Regions from separate parts of the Homo sapiens genome. Here region 1 is linked to region 2. Evidence: chromatin loops called from intact Hi-C (ENCODE). Cell type or tissue: CD14-positive monocyte. All regions are shown on one strand. Links, peaks and the distances in the headings refer to the core of each region. The heading gives the core; the rest is flanking DNA. Region 1 overlaps LOC124900167 (a long non-coding RNA gene). Region 2 overlaps PLAC8 (placenta associated 8).

Region 1 (2,911 bases), core at 203-2,702, 88 kb before region 2:
AACATAGCCAGACCCTGTCTCTTAAAAAAAAATCACTTAACATTGGAATTATCAGACCTTTAGAGGTAAATTATCAGAACTTTAGAGCTTAGCTGAAACTCAGCTACATATGTACAACTATTATATATCAATTTTAAAACCAAAAAATGTACAACTATTATATATCAGTTAAAAAAGGAAAAACAAACTCAACTCTAAGGCCATCTGGCCCTAAGGTCTTTTCAATAGTAAACGTCCAAGCACTTTACCATTACTTCTGTAATAATTGGTCCATTCATGTAATAATTTGTCCATTCACATTTTTCCTCTCTTCTTGGATGAATTTAAATAGTCTGTATTTTGCAAAAAAAAATCATACGTTTCCTATAGCTTTTCATATTCACTGTCATAGCATTGGCTGTGGTGACTCTCTTGAATCTTTTAATCGACTTCAGCTTCCTAATCTCTTTTTTTCTTTTTTCCCTCTTCAAACTTGTAAGCTGTTTATTTTATTAGTCTATCCAATAAACATTTGGAGTTATTTTCAGTAGATTTCACATATTTTCCCTCCTACTGTTCTTTATTCTTTCTTTTTTCTAAATCATTAATTCTAAATTTGACTTTTGTCAATGTCAATTTCCTGATTTCTGTTTCTAAATTTTTTTTTTTTTTTTTTTTGAGACAGAGTCTCACTCTGTCACCCAGGTTGGAGTGCAGTGGCACGATCTTGGCTCACTACAAGCTCCACCTACTGGGTTCACGCCATTCTCCTGCCTTAGCCTCCTGAGTAGCTGGGACTACAGGCACCCGCCACCATGCCCAGCTAATTTTTTTTTTTTTTGTATTTTTTTTAGTAGATACGGGGTTTCACCGTGTTAGCCAGGATGGTCTCGATCTCCTGACCTTATGATCTGTCCGACTCGGACTCCCAAAGTGCTGGGATTACAGGCATGAGCCACTGCGCCCAGCCTCTTTCTAAATTTTTGAGAGGAATAGTTAGTTCCTTTATTTTTTGGCTTTATTTTTCAGTTGCAAGGCATTTGAGAACTCCAAATATTCTCTGAGTACCATTCTCAGGGTCCTGTCTGGTGCAATAGAAAGTAATTTCCTTTTCATTGGTTTCTAGATACTTTGCGAGTCCTCTTTTACTTCCTTTTTGATCCAAGACTTATCTAAGAGTTTGCTCTTTAATTTCTAAATACATAAAGTTTTTTAGGTCATTTTTATCATGTATGTGAAATTTTTCAGTTTTTGATTTGAGAATATGACCTATAAATTATGTTGTTGTTGTTGTTAAAGCTTTCGTTGTGACCAAGCATATCAAAATTGGCTGCACTTAGGATTTTTCAGCTACATAAGCCAAGAAACTTCCTTATTGCTTAATACTCTGTGACTTGCATTAGAAAGAGTCCTGATTGATACAACTGTTGGCTGGTGTGTCAGGCCAGAAGTGCGGGAACCGTCTTCTTCCCTCTTCCTTACTGTGCACAGCAGGTGTGGCAAGTCGGCACATTCTACTTCCTCAATTTCTTTTCACCCTGGTTCCTTTTTTCACTCCTCTAATTCGAAGGGAGGGGCAGGAGAGAGGGTAGGAGAATGAATATTTGTTGAGTACCTGTTAAATTCTTATAGACTGTGCTATGACTTGTGAACTTTTTAACCCTGACAACAACCCCATGAGAAATCTAAAGCCCAGAAACAGTGAATAGCTAGTTCAAGGTCACACAGTGAGTGGTGATACCAACTCCAGAGGCCGCATTTAACGCCACAGTGCCATACTGTCTAGACAAATGTTTGCTGAATGGCTGATACCTATAAAGGCAATGCCTACTGAACTTGCTCCAGTCAACGCCCTACATGGCATTGGCCTACTCAGTCTTTTCCGAAGACAGCAATGACCCTAAAGCAGTCTAATCATTGTCAGGAGTCACACACACACATCTGTCCTCTCCCGTTTTTCTCAGGGAGTCTGTCGTCAACCACTAAATCTACCTATTCTCTGCCCAAAGCTTGCTGAGCCTGTTTGCAGAGAAAGGAGTCACACTAGCCAGGTTAGGGCCATGCCAATGGCCTGGAGATTTTCCCAGCATTAATTCACAGACACACACACACACACACACACACACACACACACACACACACACACACACACAATCTAGTCTACCAATCTGACTCCTTAAAAATCTAGCTGTCTACTGAGTCTTTCCTGAATGGCCCTGTAAAAATATTTCTACCCCCATTCCTGGGCTCCTTACAATGTCCACTAGAATGTTTATTGTTTGTTCCTCAAATCTGCTGAGCTCACGCTGGGATGGTGGCCCTAGACCCAGAGGCTTCTCCCCACACAGCCAGCACCTGTTCTTCCTTTGGGTCTCGCTCAGCTTCAGGGGCCTTTTCTGCCCATCCCACCTGACATAGGCCCCACTTCCTTCCACCAACTTATTCAGAATCTCAGCCTGTTGATGGCTTCCTTTGAAGCCTTTAGAACAACATGCAACTATTTGTTTCACTTGTGTGCTTACTGCAGGTTTGTTTGTATTCAAATATATCTGTCTTGTGTCTTTCTCCTTTAGTGGAATGGAATCAAATGGGCATCTTGAGAGCAGGAAACCTCCTTGTTGCCATTGTATCCCTAGAGCCTCACATAGGCTTCAGGTGTGTATATAGTAGGTGTTCAATATATATTTGTTGAATTAATGAAAAAAAGAATCTGAGACTTTGAACCTGAAGAGCTGATTTTATCCCTGTCACTGATGATCTGGTGGGTCCCTTTTAAGCTGCGTGATTGGAACAAATGGGTGAAATCCCCAAACTCTGGATCCGTCTCCATTTAATAGACTTTGGTTTGTCTCTGAATGATTTTTATATTCTTTTCCTATTTTGTGTGGCTGGCTTAGACCACAGTTCTAAAGGCATTTTATTTTATTTTATT
Region 2 (2,911 bases), core at 269-2,768:
CTGCTTACTATAGAATATAGAGATGGCCACTGAGTGGATTTCAAAGGCACTCAGAAAATGTTCAGGACTCAAACTGCTATGAAGTCTAACATTAGCCAATTTGAATACAAAAACACATATGCCATACACTAAGTAAATACAGTCAGGTAAAGGAAAAACAATTACATAATTGCAGGGTGGTTTTTATTCTGAAATCTTCAGATTGCTGTTATTATATTAAAAAACAGAATATAGGCTTCTTGAAAAAATAAGGGTGTTAAATGAACATGTTTTTCCTCTGAAAGAGTTGTAGGATCATCTTTATTTATTGAATACCAGTTTCATGCCAAGCATTGGCTAAGGGCCAAGAGGGAAAAAAATACAAACAGCTATAGTATCATTTGTATGACTTGCCCCCTCCTTTTTTTTTATTTTTTTATTTTTTTTTTGGAGATAAGAGTCTCGCTCTGTCACCGAGGATCCACCTGCCTTGGCCTCCCAAAGTGCTAGGATTACAGGCGTTAGCCACCGTGCCTGGCCTGGTATGACCCCTTAAAATTTTTTTTCTAGTCACTGGATTTGCTTTTTGTTTCTGAAAAGGATATTTCTTGTTTTGCTTATAAAAGAAATAAATGCTAATTATAAAAAAAATTATCGGCCATGGGTGGTGGCTTACACCTGTAATTCCAGTGTTTTGGGAGGCCAAGGCAGGAAGATCACTTGAGGCCAGGAGCTCAAGGTCAGCCTGGGCAACATAGTGAGACCCCCATCTCTACAGAAAACGAAAACAAATTAGCCAGGCATGGTGGTGTGCACCTGTAATCTCGGCTACTCAGGAGGCTGAGGTGGGGGGATCACTTGAGCTCAGGAGTTCCAGGCTGCAGTGAATTATGATCGTGCCATTCATTGCACTCCTGCCTGGACAACAAAGAGACCTTATCACAAAACAACAACAACAAAAAGTCTATCAGCCAATCACCTAGGGATAGCCACTTGACATTACGGATAATTAGCCTTTCATATTTTTTCTGGTATTTGATAACCAAGATGAAATGCAGAAGAAATTTGAATACATATTCTCTAGCATTTCCTGTAATGCTTCTTCCTCCAGGATTTCAAATGTGGGAAGCCATCACCCAAAAATATGGTTTCGACCATGTTAGTACTGGAGTTGGGATTTAGGGAAGATCTGGTCCCCACCTGTGGAGGTCTGCAGAGTCAGGTGAAACATTAGCCTTGTTTGCGTTTCCAGGGCTGGGCTCTCGCCACTGTTTGCTATGCACCATCTGGAGCCTGCATCACGCATGGCCTCAGCCAGCCCGGAAGCGGAGAGCGTGGTGGCGGGGGCGCTAGTGAGCTCCTCCTGTGTACCAGGTCCCGAGCTAAGGTTTTGAGACACCTCAGTGAACTTGGCCCACAAAATCCCCTGCCTTTGTGGAGCTTACCCTCAGTGTTGGGGATTTGGGACTTACTTTTCCCAAAGCCAAGCTAATTATTGTAAAAGGGGTGAGTGACGAAAACGGAATCATTGCAAGGTCCTTACCTCTTATTTCATGAGATTGGCGGCATGAGTGTGTCTAGAGAGCTGTGGTTGCTTACTCTTACACGTGGGCGTGTACCCCAAGACTAGAATCCAGGGTCCATCTAATAAGCATTCAAATCAGCGGGCGGGGGAGGGGGTGGGTGATAGTTTCTTGTCTTACTTTCCAATCCCAGCGTTGCTCAGCCCATACCATCTGATAAAAACTTTTTACAATTTAGAAATGCCCGGTGAGCCTGGGCGCCCGGAGCGACAGAGCGGCGGGTGCCCGGGAGGAAGCGGCGCCAGCCCTGCCCAGCTTTGCGGCTCCTGGCGCCTGCCGCTGGGGCTGGGCTCCGAGACCGCGCGCCCGCTGCCCGGTTCACGCCGAGTCCCCAGCGGCGCGCCGCCCCGGCGAATGGTCCCCCGAGGGCAGCCATCCGCAGACGCAGTTCCCTGATTGCCCCAGCAAAAATGGGCGGTCTCCTTGGGATAGATTCTGCGCGGGCTGCTCTTAAGAATTTACCGGCAGGCAGGTCTGGTCCCAGCAGAGGAGACCCAGGGGTCCCAGAGCTGGGCTGGCGGGAGGCGTAATCCGGCGGGGTGAGGGTTGATCGAAGAGCCCCGCGCGCAGCTGCCGCTCACAGCCCCTTCCCGAGTGCAGAGCGGGCAGAGAAGGTAAGAAGCCCACCCACCCACTCCCCGCCTCCTGAAGCCCGTGCTTCAGACCTGTCCCTGCAACTGGGGAAGAGCCAGGCGGGCTCTCCGCCTCCTCGATCCTCCTCCCTGGAAGAGGCCCGAAGGCAGCGGCCGCCAGACACACGTTCGCCTAGTCCGTCACCCGACGGCTCTGCCCCTCAACAGGGGCTCCTCCACCGCCACGTACACATCCGCGGCTCATGCACGCCCTGAATGATCGGCTCAGCCGGACCCCCTGGTTTTTTGTTCACTTACTGGAACCTTCTTTTGCAGAAAATCTTGTTTGCTGTGGGATCCACAGATGGGTCCGCCTCCTTCTTTTAGTGTAAAAAAGCAGTGAACGGCTATTATGGTACATTTTTAAAAAAATCAAACAGAAGCCAAAACCACTTTAATGTCTATAGAAGGACACGTCTAATACATTTAAAATAAGCTTCAGCTGTTCTGAATACAGTTCATGGTATTTTTATTTAAAGACAAATTCTTTAGAATGAGCCTGTAAGGTGGGTAGGTCAGAAACCCCATTTTACAGTTTAACAAGTGGACATTTAAACGGCTAGTTAAATGATGAGTCTAAGATCACGGTTTCAGAAACTAAGACTTGGGCAAAGCTGCTCTCACTCCGAATCTAATTCATGTTCCATGACCCTACACTGCCTCTCATGATGTAGAGAAATGAGGAGTAACCTTACCAAATGTACTTCTTAATAAACT

The links. Hi-C counts contacts between places; a loop is a spot of excess contacts. Peaks named below come from ENCODE experiments on the same cell type or tissue, not always from the same donor. Only the 100,000 strongest peaks of a DNase experiment are listed, where the experiment ranks them.
Region 1: a loop joins it to region 2, with 3 times the contacts of the local background. A loop is called at or near these places in 4 of 110 quality-filtered maps.

Annotation. Positions count from the first base shown.
Region 1 is chr4:83,196,595-83,199,505 of GRCh38, reverse strand. LOC124900167 (a long non-coding RNA gene) reads left to right here. Exons shown (of 5, transcript XR_007058167.1): 2 at 2,553-2,634. Among named protein-coding and RNA genes, the nearest start is that of PLAC8, 83 kb to the right of the region's middle. RefSeq lists an enhancer at 1,667-1,786. In CD14-positive monocyte, for the core only: no CTCF peak of the experiment used is centred there; DNase peaks (open chromatin) are centred at 1,035 and 1,435; H3K4me3 peaks cover 2,297 bases; H3K27ac peaks cover 2,383 bases.
Region 2 is chr4:83,108,993-83,111,903 of GRCh38, reverse strand. The region is part of intron 1 of PLAC8 (placenta associated 8); the gene reads left to right. Among named protein-coding and RNA genes, the nearest start is that of PLAC8, 4.3 kb to the left of the region's middle. RefSeq lists enhancers at 1,038-1,087, 1,188-1,237 and a silencer at 1,648-1,927. In CD14-positive monocyte, for the core only: CTCF peaks have their summits at 1,122 and 1,322; DNase peaks (open chromatin) are centred at 1,323, 1,873 and 2,303; H3K4me3 peaks cover 2,500 bases; H3K27ac peaks cover 2,500 bases.